Linked DNA regions of Homo sapiens: region 1 is linked to region 2. Evidence: read pairs that join two places in POLR2A ChIA-PET (ENCODE). Cell type or tissue: OCI-LY7. All regions are shown on one strand.

Region 1 (8,000 bases), 250 kb before region 2:
GTGTAGCTGGAGCTGGATGTGAATAAGCCAGTGGAAGATGAAGATGCACTTGCAACTGGTTGGGACAACACCCTCAAATTTAACCCTCCTATACCAGATGTAGAGAAAATAAACCCTGTAGTGGAAGTAGTCACTGTTGTTTTTGCAGAGCCAAATAATGAACCCACCTGTAAAGTTCCTCCAAAATTAAACCTGCTGATGACTCCAAACCCTAAAAAAGGATAAGAGAAGAATGGGAAAAAAAATTAGAGCTCTCAATGAGACCTCAAAGAAAAGATGGTGGACAGAAGCCACACTGGAGTTGCTCCCTCGTACTCCAAACTTCTAGAAGTACCAGTTTACAATCATTTAATAAAAACATTTTTTAATACAAAGCAAAGTTTTTCCAGAAAGAAGGACAATTTTTTAAGTGTCAGACAGAAAGGGAATTCATACCCATGAGCAGAAGTTAATGTTGATTAGCCCAAGATGATACCTTGAATGAGATATGTGCCTTAATAGCTGGAAATACAATGCTGAATTTGGGGTACGATTTAAGGCTACCTGGTAAGGCCACAGGCTCCTGAATCAGCAGAGACCTAGTGAAGTTTAAATCTGAGAAACATCTACAGGAGGATGGAAAAGACAAGAAACATGTGAGAATCCCAAACTGCTACAGAAGATATGCATAGATGGCTCAAATTCAATTTATGTTTGTGATGTAGAAACTTCAAGATAAGATGTTATCATAAAAACTGGTTAGGAGTTGATAAAACCTTCAAGGTCCAGGCAGGTTGCCCATGACATTACTCAAAAGGGACATCTCCACTTCCTAGGTCACATATAGTCAAAAAAAAAAAGCCCTTAGAAGGTTACTCACAGACAAGATATACAAAACATCTAAGTCAGTCATCTTTAGACCTAAGAAAATGAGAGAATTCTTATCCCAGAAATTAGAGATAAAAGCACAATCTGAACAGCACATCAAAATATATGTCTGATATGTTCAAAGAGCTCAAGAAAGAAATAGCATCCATAAAACTAAGTGAATGTGAAAAAGAACCAAAAGGAAATCCAAGAAACGCCTAACAGTATTAGAAATAAAAATGCTCAAAAGACAGATTTAAATAATAGACTACACAGTTGAAGAGAAAAAAATTAGCAAATTAGAAGAGAGAACAGAAAAAAATCTGCCAGTACCGAGGGCAGATAAAAATAAATAAATAAGAAAGATGGAAAAGGGGAGAGAATTAAGAGATAAGGAGAAAAAGAAGCTCCAATATATATCCAGAAGGAACAGAGAAGGAAAAAATAGAATGGCAGAGGCAGTATTCAAAGAGTTGATAAGTGAATTTCCTAGAACTGAAGAAAAATTAGTTCTCAGATTTAAAAAGCCACCAAGTGCAAGCAGGCAATCCCTCCTCACTACCATACAAACACACATACCCGTTATATACAATATATTGAAACCCTATAGAGAAAAAATTCTCATAGTTACCAGAGAGAAAAAAACAAATTTACCTAATAAGGAGCAACAACTAGATTGACAGCAGGCTCTTCATTAGCAATAATAAACATTAGAAGACAGTGGGAAAATATCTTAAAAGTGTTAAGGGAAAAGTCATTGTGAACTTATAATTCTATCCCAGTCAAAATTAATAAAATGAGATGACTAAAAATTAGTTTTTAACACAGTAGCTCTGAAAGGCAATTCTAACAAATTTCAAAAATGTCTCATTAAAACTAAGAGTTGCATTACTTTATGCACCACTAAGAAAGGAAGGGAGAAAAACCACCAACCTGTCATAATTCCTTATTATTTAATTTTTAAATACTTTTTGAAAGAGCTCTTTTCATTGTAGACATAGATTTTAATCAAACATGCATATATTAGAAAAACGTATAAGCAAAGTAACTTGGTTAATGTATCTCAAAAATTCACATTGAGTCCAATTTTCTTTTCTTTCTCTCTTTTTTTTTTTTTTTTTTTTTTTTTGAGACGGTCTCCTTCAGTCACCCAGGCTGGAGTGCAGTGGCACAATCTCAGCTCACTGTAACCTCCGCGTCCCGGATTCAAGCAATTCTCCCGCCTCAGTCTCCTGAGTAGCTGGGACTACAGGCATGTGCCACCATGCCTGGCTAATTTTTGTATTTTTAGTGGAGACTCGGTTTCACTGTGTTGGCCAGGCTGGTCTCGAACTCCTGACCTCAGATGATCTGCCTGCCTCAGCCTCCCAGTGTTGGGATTACAGACATAAGCCACCGTGCCAGGCCCCAATTGTCAACACAAATTTCTTGATAACTTCTATGCCACCAGGAGCACTGTTAAAGCAGCATTTTAAAAAATAAATTATAAGAGAACTAAAAGCCATTTTTGCTATGCTCTTAAGTCAGCTTTGCAAATATGTAGACTAGCTTCCTTTTGTCTCCCATTTCAGCATATTGGTAACTAAATCTGATTTACTATCTCCTCCATTCATTCCCCACAACCACTATTTTCTAAGAGTTAAAGGTGATCCTCCATTGTCTCAGGGATTTTTCACTTCAGTCATCCATTATGAAAGTTTTGATCCTAAAGATTTTGATATTATCTGTGCATGCAGGAACAACTATCATGTCACAACTGCCACCTGGCCAAAAGATACCATTCAACTATTGGACTTGCCTCCATTTCAGAGATGTTAAGACATGAAAAAAATGTACCTCTTTAAATGGCTGAGATACAGCATCTTGAATACTGTTAGTGTCATGGGTATAAGGGAAAACTTTCCCAAGAGTAACTCTGAAGGACAACATTTATCTGAATGTGTTAGTTACAACATGCTTATTTTCAAGTCTTATACACATCTTAAAACTTTTTAAATGTGAGCTCCAAATGGTGATTTCAACTGTAACAACTCAATCCTGGAAGGCACAGAAAGGGAAGCAATAAGAGCATTTGCTGTGTTTAGTTTTATATTCCCAAGTGTACCACTTTCCTGAGGTTACAAGTGCTATGTTGTTATAAATTATAATATTATTATAGGTTTTATAACATATAATTATTTATGTGTTATATGTTTTAATATACATGATGATAATATAAATATTGATAGAAAAATTCATTGTTGTCAAACCATGGTGGGTGTTTATCCTGTAAAAGAAATTGACAAACACTTCCAGATTTAGGTATTGTCATCAATGTCATATTGCAGACAAAACTAAAGTTTTCTGGTAGCCATCAAAAGGTGGATTTTTTTTCCTATGCCCTTGCATTTATGGAATTTCTATTCTTTTGGAAATAATTTAAGAATCTTCCTATTAAATGTAGCACATAACTTTAATTTTTTCTGCCTTAGAAATTTGAGAAATAAAACAAAAAAATCACTTTTTGGACTAAAAGTACATTTTTGTCACTAAAAATTTGGAATTAAATATTCTTGCCCTTCCATCTCATTTAGATCTTAAATATTTCATATCCTTAGCTTTTTTTATTTTTTAATCTATTTTGCTTGACCAGTTTCTGACAAAGGTGTTTAAAAGCCTCCAATTATTATGAATTGTCAGTTTTTCCCTATAATCCCATTGCTTTTTCCTTTATATATTTCTTTTGTTTGTTTGTTTGTTTTGAGATGGAGTTTCACTCTTGTTGTCCAGGCTGCAGTGCGATGGCACAATCTTGGCTCACTGCAACCTCCTGCAACCTCCGCCTCCCAGGTTCAAGTGATTCTCCTGCCTCAGCCTCCCAAGTAACAGGGATTACAGGCATGTGCCACCACGCTTGGCTAATTTTTTTGTTTTTTGTATTTTTATAGAGATGGGGTTTCACCATGTTGATCAGGCTGGTCTCAAACTCCTGACCTCAGGTGATCCACCCGCCTTAGCCTCCCCAAGTGCTGGGATTACAGGTGTGAGCCACCACGCCCGGCCTCCTTTATGTATTTCAAGACTGTATTGTTAGGGGCCTATATGAAGTTCACAGTTGACAGACTCTTCTTGGTAAGTTTTCTTTCTTTCATCAGTATGAAGTAACTAATTATTACTAAACTGCCTTAAATCATATTTTGTCTGACACTGATGTTGCCTCACCATTTTTCTTTAGGTTGGTATTGGCCTAGTGCATCTTTTTCTATTCCCTTGTTTTCAACCTTTCTGTGTCATTTTAAATGTGGTTTTTGTAAGTAGCATAGCCGAAATATTTTAAATCCAATCTGACAGTCTCTTAGTGAGTTTAACTTACTTACATTTATTGTGACTACTAACACTACTGGATTTTTCTTCCATCTTACTTTGTATTTTTTATTTGCCAGGCTCTATATATCTTTTATCTTTTTCTGCATATTTGGATTGATGAGATTTTCTTTATTCTCTTAATTTTTCCCAGGCGTGGAAGTTACATATTCTATTAATTTGTAAGCATTCTCTTGAATTATTTCTTTTCACACAGAGTTAAATTTATATTTTTTAAAACAAAGTCTGAAATTATTCAGTATTCCCTATCCTTTTTTAACAAACAGGAACTTAGCACACTTTAGCTTCCCTATGCATATCATTACTTTATTAAAAAATGGGAAACAGGTCTGTACTCCCTATCTGTGGCAATCAAGAGGAATACGCTATCTCTGCCTTGTTGGGTTTCTCCAGACAACCTCTCTTCCTCTTCTAAGTAACCTCTCCTTATCCACACTGCCTAACTACAGGAGCTTAAAACTGATAAAACTACAGCTTTGTATGTTGAGCCCAGCTTACAGTCTCTCTTGGGTGACTCAATGCAAGCACACATATTCAAAGAAAGGAATACTAGATGATAAAGGCCCTCAGCAGAAAGCACACTAGGCCCCCAAAAATCATCAGAGCTTATTAGAAGGGCTACTAGAAATGAGCAGAATGTTCCCTACCTGGCAGTCCAATCTAAATGGGGCTTACTGAATTAACTAAATGGCTGGAGATAAAGAAAACAACTGAATGAGTGTTGATGCCCACTAGACTGTTCTAGTCATTTAAATGCATTTGGAGCCTCAGTTTCCTCACTTCTAAAATTCTGACGGTTCCATTAAGTGAATAACCAAAATATTATTTTAAAAATAAGTTTGTATAGGACTCTTCACATATATTACCTTGTCTAATTTAATTTTATGTAAAGTGCTATGTGAAAGCTTTCCAAAGTATAATGCTGGGGTTATCCTCACTGCTGGTGAAGAACTAATCAGTGTCTTCTAATCAGGTCTGTGTCTAACTAATCAGGTGGGGACCTGGAGAACTTTTCTGTCTAGCTAAAGGATTGTAAATGCACCAATCAGCACTCTGTCTAGCTAAAGGTTTGTAAACACACCAACCAGTGCTCTGTGTCTAGCTAAAGGTTTGTAAACACACCAATCAGCACTCTGTAAAAACACACCAATCAGCGCTCTGTGTCTAGCTAAAGGTTTGTAAATGCACCAATCAGCACTCTGTAAAAACGGACGAATCAGCACTCTGTAAAATGGACCCATCAGCACTCTATAAAATGGAACAATCAGCAGGATGTGGGTGGGGCCAAATAAGGGAATAAAAGCTGGCCACCCGAGCCAGGAGCAGCAACCCACTCGAGTCCCCTTCCAGGCTGTGGAAGCTTTGTTCTTTCACGCTTCACAATAAATCTTGCTGCTGATCACTCTTTGGGTCCACACAGCCTTTATGAGCTGTAACACTCACCGTGAAGGTCTGCAGCTTCACTCCTGAAGCCAGTGAGACCACGAACCCATCGGGAGTAAGAACAACTCTGGACGCACCACCTTTATGAGCTGTAACACTCACCGCGGAGGTTCACTCCTGAAGCCAGCAAGACCACGAACCCACCAGGAGGAATGAACAACTCCAGACACACTGCCTTTAAGAGCTGTAACACTCACTGCAAAGGTCTGCAGCTTCACTTCTGAAGTCAGCAAGACCACGAACCCACCAGAAGGAGGAAACTCCGGACACACCATCTTTAAGAACTGTAATACTCACCGCGAGGGTCCGCAGCTTCATTCTTGAAGTCAGCGAGACCAAGAACCCACCAGAAGGAACCAATTCTGGACACACTATCAGCTGGCCCAGACAGTGAACATAAACTGGATTTCAAACTATAATTTTAAAAAATTACTATTCATCTATCTCATGTATCAGCATGCAAATTATCTGCTCTGTGTACTACCTACTATTATTTATTGATTCTGGGAGTGTTCTTGGTAGTAGGAAACCTGATCTAGAATCAATAAATGATGGTCATTTCAGGACACACCACTTTATCACTCAAGTTCTAGACTCTCTTATGTAATATAAAGGGGAAAAGATAAAAGGAAGCACTTATTGAAACTGAAATCCCTTACCTTCATTACCTAACAACAAACCAAAAAGGTATTTTGATCTCCATTCTATAGCTGAGGAAGCAGAGGCTCTGAGACACTAACTTTCCTAGGGTCAAGCAACTAGTAAGTGAAGGAACCGGACACTATTCTTCTATTTTAATACTAGCTTAAGCAACACATCATTAGGAAGATAAATCTACTGTGTGTCAAAAGGCAGAAACAAAATCAGTTCAAGCCTGGGTACCTATCATAAGCCATTTCAGCATAATGTTTAAGGATTTCTGTCTCACAAAGTATAAATGATTTTGAGAGTAATCATTCATTCCCCTACATTTACTTTGAGAAATGACTGTCAAGAGGTGACCAGCACAGAAGCTTAGCCATACGATTTATTAAAAATTGTTCCTAGTTTCTTAGAAGCAAATAGACTATTCTTCTTTAGAGGCAACATTTTCCCTAAACCGCCTAGTTATTGACAATCATCAAGTTCCACGAATGCACTCAACCTTCTCAAGAACATCATGACTGAGAGATCTGGCCTGAAAATTCACATATGATTAGTCATGTTATAAAACCATTTCTATAAATAGCAACCTCTGGCAATACATATGATTGTTTAACACATCATTAATTAGAGAGGCAGAGATGCAAAGGAAGTACAAATTCACAGAAGAAACCCCTTGTTCTACCAAGATATAAAGTCTTCCAGAAAAAGTACTCAAGAAGAAAGTAGAAAAATCTAAGCCTCAAAGCACAGTAATGACCCTATTTGTCAGTAATAGTTATGCATGCCAACTCTGGAAGTAAAAACTGAATTACTAATGTCTTACTCTAAATGTTTCTGTTCCCAGAGAGAAATTGATAGGGAGAGGTGAAGTTAGCCCAGGCATTTTGAAGGAAACAGAGAGGGATCAAACTTCAAATGGTAATCATCTTATGCCAAAACAAAATATAGGGCTTCTGAAAATGGTGCATTGGTTTCAAGTTCATATTAAACATCTTAAGCAGTATAATTTGCTGATTATCTTTCACATTAAGTTCTTTTTTCCCCCTTCATACTATAGCTTCTCAAAGCCTTAAGGTCAGAATCTAATTTTAAGACCTAGAAAAAGTTTTTATTTTAATCCCAAATGAGGATGGATCAATTCTTCAAATGTTAAAAGTGTGATATTGCTGAAGACTGTTAATTGCTCATGTGAAGTTTGATCCTGTAATCCCAGCACTTTGGGAGGCTGAGGTGGGCAGATCATGAGGTCAGGAGTTCAAGACCAGCCTTGAGCAACATGGTGAAAACCCGTCTCTACTAAAAATACAAAAATTAGTCAGGCGTGGTGGTGAGTGCCTGTAATCCCAGCTACTCAGGAGGCTGAGGCAGGAGAATCGCTTGAACCTGGGAGGTGGAGGTTGCAGTGAGCCGAGATCGCGCCACTGCACTCCATCCTGGGCAACAGAGCGAGATTCCGTCTCAAAAAAAAAAAAAAGAGAGAGAGAGAGAGAGAATCTTGGAGGAGCTGAGAAGGACCCAAGGGATGGCAGAGTGTATGTGTGGGCATGAAGACCTAGGAAGAGGTATGGCAGCTTGGAAAGGGGATGGAGGGATGCAAGAGAGGGCAGGGAATAGGGGAGGGTAGGTGAGGAGAGGAGAGAGAGTAAAATACTTGAAAGAACTAACTGGTGAATAGCAGTCAAATGCAAAAGACAGCCTCAAAG
Region 2 (8,000 bases):
GGAATTAGGCAGAATATGAACAGAAAAAGGAACCTTTAAATAGATGACTAGGAGGCAAATTCGTTTTGAGAAAGAACGACAGCTAACATTTACTGAGACCTTTTATATCTGTTATCTCATTCAACACTTCCAATAACTCCATAAGGTAGATTCTGCCATCGTCTTCATTTCACAGGTAAGGCTTAAAGAAGTTAAGTGAGCTACCTGAGATCACATCACTAGTAAGAAGCAGATTCTGAAAGCCATGCACCTAATCGCTATCCTAAACCAGACAGTGCCTCACTGGTCACCCAGGAGCCCTCAGATGTGCATTTGTCCAGTGACACAGTTCCTCTCAATACTCTTTCCTGCTTCACCACCCCTTCTTTATTTTGTTTACCACAAAGCAGCTTGAATGGAGCCTGAGCATGTGCTTTGAGTGAGCCCAGAAAGCAGCAGAGGAGGGCCAATCAGATTCGTGAGAGGCATTTATTTTAGTTCTTAACCCATGAGCTTTATTGTAATAACTGATACAAACCAATTTGTTGGGACCTGTGTTATTAATATTAATAAAGACTGAACTAGGTGAGGCTCAGGAGACCCTGGAGGGGATCCCACCTCCTGAGACACCACCCCAAGAAAATCTGCCAGGGACAGTCTGGCTGGAAATATTATTATTCATACTGGACAGCTGGTTCCTGGCTCCCTCTCCAGTCCCTGGAGATGGGAGGCCAATTCTTCCCTGTTTCTCTTCATCTCTTTCCTTCAGAAGGATTAGAAATAAAGTCTGAGTCACTTTTCTGGCTAGCCTTTTTTTTTTTTTTTTGCACTAGCTCAGTGTGTCTGTGGCCCCACATGTGACTGACTCCATGTGTGTCCCTTTGTGTGTGCTGTGTTCCTCAGAGCATCTTCTCAGGTTGGGCTCTGCCTGTGCATTTGCAGGGAATGTTGTGTGTTTCTCTCCCTGCATGTCTTCACTTTCACTTGTCATCCGCTTTTAATAATTCCATCAGCTTGGTTTACCAGCTTAGGCTACTCCCATCCAGATGCAGGGAATTTCCATCCTTTTTTCAAGGTGGGAAGTGCCAGGAAGAAAGCAAAAGTGTGCTCAGTGGACCGATGGCCAAATCTGCTAGTCAGCTACTCCACTGCTGAGCCCAGCTGTGGGAAGCCACGGAGCCCTGTGCCCGGAGCTCTCCTCTGTATCCTGGAAATTCCGTGCAGCCTAGGAGAACAGCCCTTGTCCCACAATTGCCCCTCAGTAGCCCTCCGGCCTCTTCTGAAGCTTTAACCAAGTGCTTGAAAAGAACCGAAAGTGAGGAAATATTCCAACTAGAATGGATCCCTTTGTGCCAACAGCCTCCTTTAGAGTTCAGGAACACAGAGGAAATCGAGGAGGGCTGACTTTTCACCTTAGAACTCACAAGGCCCAAATGTGCCAATGTTTAACTGTCTCTCCGAGGTGCTTCTGACACCCGGAAATTCACCATGTATTTGGCATCACCAGGAGCTCCTCAACTCCACTGCTTCCTCCTGCTTCTCTCTTCCCTGGCCTTAACTTCACCACCCAGACCCACTGTCCAGCTTCCCAGTCTCTCTGGGTCCCCACTGAGGCTGCCCTTTTTGGGGAAGGAAGAGTGGCCTTTTTTCTTGGCCCTCAAAACTCCTCTGAAGGGGTCTGGAGCCCGCTGGGAGACCAAGAGCTTCTCTTGAATCTCGGCTGCTGCATGTTTAGTATTCACAGCATGTCTCTAAAAAACGTCCTGAGATCATTCATCAGGCACTGTGCTGTGTGCCTAGCTGCTCTCCTTCCGGGTGTGTGTGTGTGGCCAGGACCCTCCCTCCATCTGCTGGTGAACACACATGCACACACACCTTAACCTTTTTCCCTTTTCACCAAACCAATCGCATTTTCTAAGCAGACCTTTGCCAGCTGGCAGATCGCTCCCTTACTGAGGTGGGCTCCTGGCGTTGGGCCTGGGCTCGAAGCCGCTCACACTCCAGTGCTGGGGAGAGGCGCTGAGAGCAGGAGCCCGAGCCGAAACTCAAGGTGCGTGTGGATGTTTGCGATGGTGACCAGGAGGGGAGCTGCAGGGAGGGCATCCCCAGCAGAAGGCGAGCAAACAAGGGGCGAGAAGCAAGGTCAGGGGCCAGGGAACGGAGTCTCCGAAGCAAGCGTTCCTGCTGCCCCTTCTCCGCAGTTCACTCCCCGCCCCCCTTTCCCGGGTTCACTTTGGAAATTGGCTTGCCCTCTCGGCAGCCAGCAGTTCCCGGCAGAGTCCGGCCGTAACGGTCAGATTCAAGAAGTGAGGCAGCGCCAGGCTGGGTGGCTGGGTTGCTGGGTTGTTCTTGGGAGATTCTTTCCCCAATTGTCAATTTTTTGCTTATTTTTAGTAGTGACCCGAGCCAGGAACTGCGCCTTTAAGCCGCTTTCCCATTCGGGGAAATCGACGCCAGCACTCGAGGGTCGGGAGGCGCCGGAGAGGCCCCTCATTCTGCACTCCCCTCTTTCCTCCCCCTCCCCCTCCCCCCGCCCCTTCTCCCCTCCCCTCCTCGGCCGTCCGGCCGCCTCGCCGCCATCCGTCACCTCGCAGCCTGCCGCACTCCTGGAGCGAGAGAGCGACGAGCGAGCCACGGCGATGGTGCCGCCCGCGGCGCAGCCATGAAGCCCGCCCGAGGAGCCCGCGCGCGCTCCTGCCATCCTGCCCGCAGCCCGCCGCCTGCGCGCCAGCTCCCCGCGTCCCGGGCCAGCTGCTGCCGCCCTGCCAACCTCTGCCCGCCCCGCCGCCCGGCGCCACTGAGCCCCAAGCCCATGCCGGGCTCGGGGGCACGGGTGCCCTAGTCCCGCTGCCGCCGCCGCCGCCGCCGCCGCTGCGCCGCCGCTGCCGCGCCGCTGAGGAGGCGGAGGAGGAGGAGGAGGAGGAGGAAGAGGAGGAGGAAGAGGAGGGGGAGGAAGGTAAGAGGCGCGCTGCCTTCAGGGGGGCGCGCCCGCTGTCTCAGCCCAACCGGGGGTGGGTCGCGGCGGGAGCGTTCCGCCCCGGGCCGGCTGGGGGGCGACTGGCGCTTGGGCGCCCCCGGGAGCCGGGGGCAGGGCGGGGGGCGCCGAACGTCTGGCCGCCCGGAGTTTGGGCGGGCGGGGTAACGGCCCGTTGCGTGCCCACTGCCCCGGCGAGTCTCTGGCTTGGCGGGCTCGTTTGGCCTCCGCGGGTGCGGGGTGAGGAGTCGAGCGCAGGGGAGTGCAGCGCGTTCATTATGGAGCCTTTGTGTGCGCGCCTGGGCTGTGGGCACAGTTGGGAGAGCTGGCGAGACGCGGGGCCTGGCTGCTAGGAGGTGGCCACTTAGCCGGGGTGCCCGGCGAAGCCCGAGCCCAGGGGCTGCCAGAAACAGCTGTCTGAAGCATGTGCGTGGTTCCCGGGGCCATGTTCACAAGCGGACACGGAGGCGCACACACACGCACACACAGCCGCACAACATACCCGGCGCTCAGCCACACAGTCAGCCCCATGCAAAGACCACACACACACACACACACACACACACACACACACACACAGAGAGAGAGAGAGAGAGCGCGAGCTACACTTGCCCCCTCCCACCAAGATGCTAATAAAGCTCAAACACATATACAGATACATGCACCTCCCCCTAGCGCTGCTAAAACATGCACACACAAACACACTCCTCTACTCCCCAGCCTAGTGCTTTGGAGGTTGGAGAGTGTGTGTGTGTATGTGAGTGTGTGTGTGTTTTCTCAGAGTGGTCTTGAGAAACTACATGACAACTGCACATTACTGCAGATCCAGTACCTGCTGCTTCCCCCCAATACACACCCAGCAACCCCCCGTCACACGCAGCTACTGTAGACACCTCCACCAGAGCCCTTAAGAACCCCATTCTGGCAAAAAGCGTGCCCAACTCTGGTAGTCATACCCTCCACGCTCGAGCTGTTGGGTTTCCTGCACACACACACCACAGCCCCATACACACACACTGAAACCACTGCAGGGGCAAATGTTTGACACCTTCCCCCAGAAGCAGGTGGCACCTCCACCCTTGCAGCTGCAACTAAAGAGCCCCAGATGACAGCAAACGCCGAATTCTGCTAGACCTGCCCCTCCCCTTGGCATCTTGGTCCAGGTGCAAAACCCTGGAGTCCACCGGGTGGTCTTAGCATCCTGCAGCTCTTACGGAGGGCGGGGCAGTCTCTGGACTCCTGCCTTCGGAGGAACTGCTATAAGCGCAAGGCTCCCTTGGGGGCGCCCTTCTCGAAGTGGAGGGTGGGGGATTCTATGCTGACTCAGAGCGAAGCACCAAGTGAGTTTTCCCAGCTGGAGACCGGGGTAAATGGCGAACTCCACCTGGGCCTAGAGGACCCGGGATAGTGTGCCAGTTCAGCCACAGAGGCCCTCAGCTTGGAGGCCCTGCCCCTCCCTCGCCTTCCTTGCCCATGAAGCTCACTGCAGGAGAAGCAGGGGGAACCCAGCTGCCAGCTTCTTGGGAGCTAAGAGAGGCTTTTCGGGAAGCCTTTGCTGTTTCCGCTGAGCAAAGAGATCTTGCTCTACCCGGGGAGACCTCAACAAGACTTGGCCGTGCCCAAGCAAACATGCCAGCGTCTACCCAATTTCATGGCTTGTTTTTTTGTTTGTTTGTTTTTGTATTTCATGTGAAAGGACTAATTCAACCTTAGCAGCTTGTCATGAAGGCACCCCTGAGGTTAAATAAGGCATAATGTATTGTGGATGGGGGAAACAAGGTTGAGGGGAGCAAGGACTAGTGGGTTTTACTGTTTTAAGTAGAGATGCGGAGTTAGAATGTAGACCGTGGTAAAATCGTGACGGCGATGGCTTCTACGTCAGAGCCCCTTCCCTGCTCCTGCCCCTCCCGTCGGCTGCTCAGGGCTCCTCTGGGTCCTCTCCCCCGCCCCCTTAGATTATTTAGGCGGGGCTTTGCTCACTGCTCGGGCAAATTTGATGACAGAATCCCTGCCAGGCCAAGGTGTTAATAGCTGATAGAGGTTTACTGCTTACACCTCACAGGTAACATTTGCATTTTTAAAGGACACAGAGGAGTGACTCTGTTGGTGGGGCTTTCAGGCACCTGTGGCAGGACTCAGGCAGGAGCAGTTTGTGGACAACCTCATCTGTCTACTCTACTGTCTGTGCCTAGGCCAGAGTTATGGGTGATGTGTGTGTGGGAGTGAGGGTGTCAGAAGGTGAGATGTAATTGTGGAGGGTTTTGAGGCCCACAAAGAGAAGGTTTCAATTGACTTGAGAGGCAATTGGGAGCCACTGCCAGATTCTGAGAAAGGAGGGAATAAGATATAAGCAGGAAAGAAACACTCATTGCTGCATGTGGAGAGAATATCCCCTATCTCTCGCTGGCACCCAACACCACAACCGCCTTGCAGTTGTGGGCTGAAGGCCACCAGGGAGAGGAGACTGGCCAGGGGAGGGTGGCAGCTGCCCCAGGCTTCTGGCCCTGAGGGTTTCCCAGATATGTGAGGCATTCTGCTGAGTGGCCAGACTATTGGCCTGAACTCAGTAAGTGCCCCCTCCAACATAAGCTCGTGATGCTGTTGGTGCTATGGCTTCTTTGGATAGTGCAACAGAGCCTCTACCCCACTGGAGGAGAGGTCTGGGGACTCCTATGAGGCTGCGAGCTGCATTTGGAATGAGTCAGGGGACCCCTCCCTCTTGTAAGTGGTGCAGTCCGAGGGTCTTGAGAAGTGAGCTGTGTGGCCCAGTTGGGGGATTTTGTGACCAACGACATCCTCTAGGAGCAGTAGTAGATTGAAAAAGTGCAACAAGAAAGCCCTGGGATTGCTGATGATAGCAGCAAGCTGGGAAAGGCTTGCTGGAGATGGGGGTGGGGGTGGGTAACAGAGGAGTCTCGGGTGGGATGAGTAGAGGAGAGGAATTGCCCCACCGCAGTAATCCTTACTTCAGCCCTTGGAGGGAGCATGGGTGGATGCAGGACAACGGAAGCACTCTGTACCCACCCTCCCCCACTACGCATAAATGATTGGACTCCGTGGCTAATGCCTGATAAGGCACTTGGAGGGGCAGCACCAATGCAACAGAGGAAAGATCCCTGTTTTTGTGGCACCTCCAGGCTAACTGAATGAAGCCATAAGACACACATACATACACATACACACAAATACACACACACATATCACACACAAGACACACACCCCTCAGACACACCCTCAAACCCCAACACATACCTGGGGCAAATTGTGGAAAGAGAGGCTCATGCAGACAAGCTTGGTTTTGGGGGGTTCTTGCCTTCACATATAGGCCCTAGCAATCATTGCTAGGGGGACTAGAATTGATACCTATTGATACTAGATGAAGACCCTTAGCTTTGACAGGCCCCCTGGGAGGAAGCACACTCAAGTCAGCTTCTGTTTGTGGGGCAGCCTTAAGGCCATTAGCATTCCCAGCAGAAAATTCTGTTCTGGCTCTTCTCTCAAGGACTTCTATTTTCCTTTTTACCATAAGTTCAGAAACAAAAACATTCTCTTGCATTATCGGCAGCCAAAATGAAGGACTCTCAAAATGGGGTGGACCTTATTGTCTGCTGAGAAATCCTGGGGCTAGGGGCAAAGGGGTAGGGTAGGGAGCAAATCCAGAGAAACATGCCATTTTCCCTCCTTTCCTCCCCTCAGCTGAGCTGCCAAAGGCAAGGACAGTGATCTTGGGGTTCTGTATTATTTCCCACCCATGACAGGCAGAGCACCCTTTTCTGAGACCTGAGGCACCATCCTTAAAACAGAACATTAACAGCCTGTGGCACACTAGTGCCCAATCCCTGGTAGTCAGAAAATGAGCCTGGAAATGGGAATATGTGTATAACGTGGGGCGGGGAAAGGAGAGAGAGGGAAAGAGGTGCTACTTGTGTATCTGTAGGAGCAGGTGTGTCTATTTCTGTGTGTTTGTGTTAAGGAACATGAGAATGAGCAGGTGTGTGCACTCTTGCAGCTTTCTCAGCATGCATGCCGTAGCCAGTGTTTTTGCTCTGTGCCTCAAATTCACTTTGCCATTAGCCACACTACTAGCCACCCGCAGCTTTTGAAAGAACTCTCTGCTAGGTTCTAATATCTGGGTCTCCTTCCAGCCAAGTGACCCCTCCTTTTTTCTCTTTTATTGCTAGTTCTTCTTACTACCCCTCAAATCTGGGTGTTCTCCAGCTCCTCCTGCTTTCCACTTTCTTTATTGACAAGGACACACAGGCATGCATGGCTTCCCTTCTCACCTCTTTACCAACCATTCCCATTTCTCTAGCCCAAACTTAACCCCACTCCTGAGGTTCAGTCCTATATTTCCAACTGCTTGCTAAACATTTCCTCTTGGATAGCTTGCTCTCAGACTCAGTATTCACAAACTCATCTCATTATTTCTCAGAGATGACTCACTCTTCTCACCTTTCTTTTACCATAAGGCTTCTTGTCTCCCAGTCTAGAAACCTCAAAGCCATCTCTGACTCATCCCCTATGCCCCAGTCCACCCTGACTCCTGCCACCACCTCACAGCCACACTGCACTAGTCTCTTTCCTTTCCAGTCCATAATACACACAACTGCTAGATTAATGTTGTGGAATATCCTTTATTCATAATGCTTCTGATCATCATCCTTGGAGGGTGATACCTGATTGCCTGTGGGATAAATTTCAGCCTCCTTAGCCTGGCATTCAAAGTTCTCCTTGTGTGGACCTAACCCTGTATATTCTTCCAACCCTATTTCTCATGCTTGGTCCACATCATTGATTCTCAAATTTTAATGTGTCTTAAAATTGCTTGAGGGAACTTGTTATAATGCAGATTCCTGAGTCCTACCTCCTGAGCTTCTGATTCAGTAGGTCTGGAAGCTGGAGTCCAGGAATATGCATTTTAACAAGCTCCCCAAGTGATTTTGATACACTTGATCTACTTGTGAAACAAAGCCCTACATGGACCCTTCTACTCCAGCCAAGTTTCTTACCCCAGGATCTCCTAAACGTACCTTGTACATTTTTTTTG

What was found. ChIA-PET counts read pairs that join two places held together with the same protein. Peaks named below come from ENCODE experiments on the same cell type or tissue, not always from the same donor. Only the 100,000 strongest peaks of a DNase experiment are listed, where the experiment ranks them.
Region 1: POLR2A ChIA-PET joins it to region 2 with 6 read pairs; 2 of 35 experiments call an interaction of 5 or more read pairs at or near these places.

What each region holds. Positions count from the first base shown.
Region 1 is chrX:107,192,862-107,200,861 of GRCh38, forward strand. NUP62CL (nucleoporin 62 C-terminal like) reads right to left here. Exons shown (of 9, transcript NM_017681.3): 2 at 168-211. Among named protein-coding and RNA genes, the nearest start is that of NUP62CL, 9.6 kb to the right of the region's middle. In OCI-LY7, no CTCF peak of the experiment used is centred here; no DNase peak of the experiment used is centred here.
Region 2 is chrX:107,447,071-107,455,070 of GRCh38, forward strand. FRMPD3 (FERM and PDZ domain containing 3) reads left to right here and starts at 2,582. Exons shown (of 15, transcript NM_001388459.1): 1 at 2,582-2,935. RefSeq lists enhancers at 1,454-1,954, 3,789-4,703. In OCI-LY7, CTCF peaks have their summits at 4,240 and 4,447; DNase peaks (open chromatin) are centred at 2,041, 2,591, 4,121, 4,871 and 1 weaker place; H3K4me3 peaks cover 6,363 bases; H3K27ac peaks cover 4,817 bases.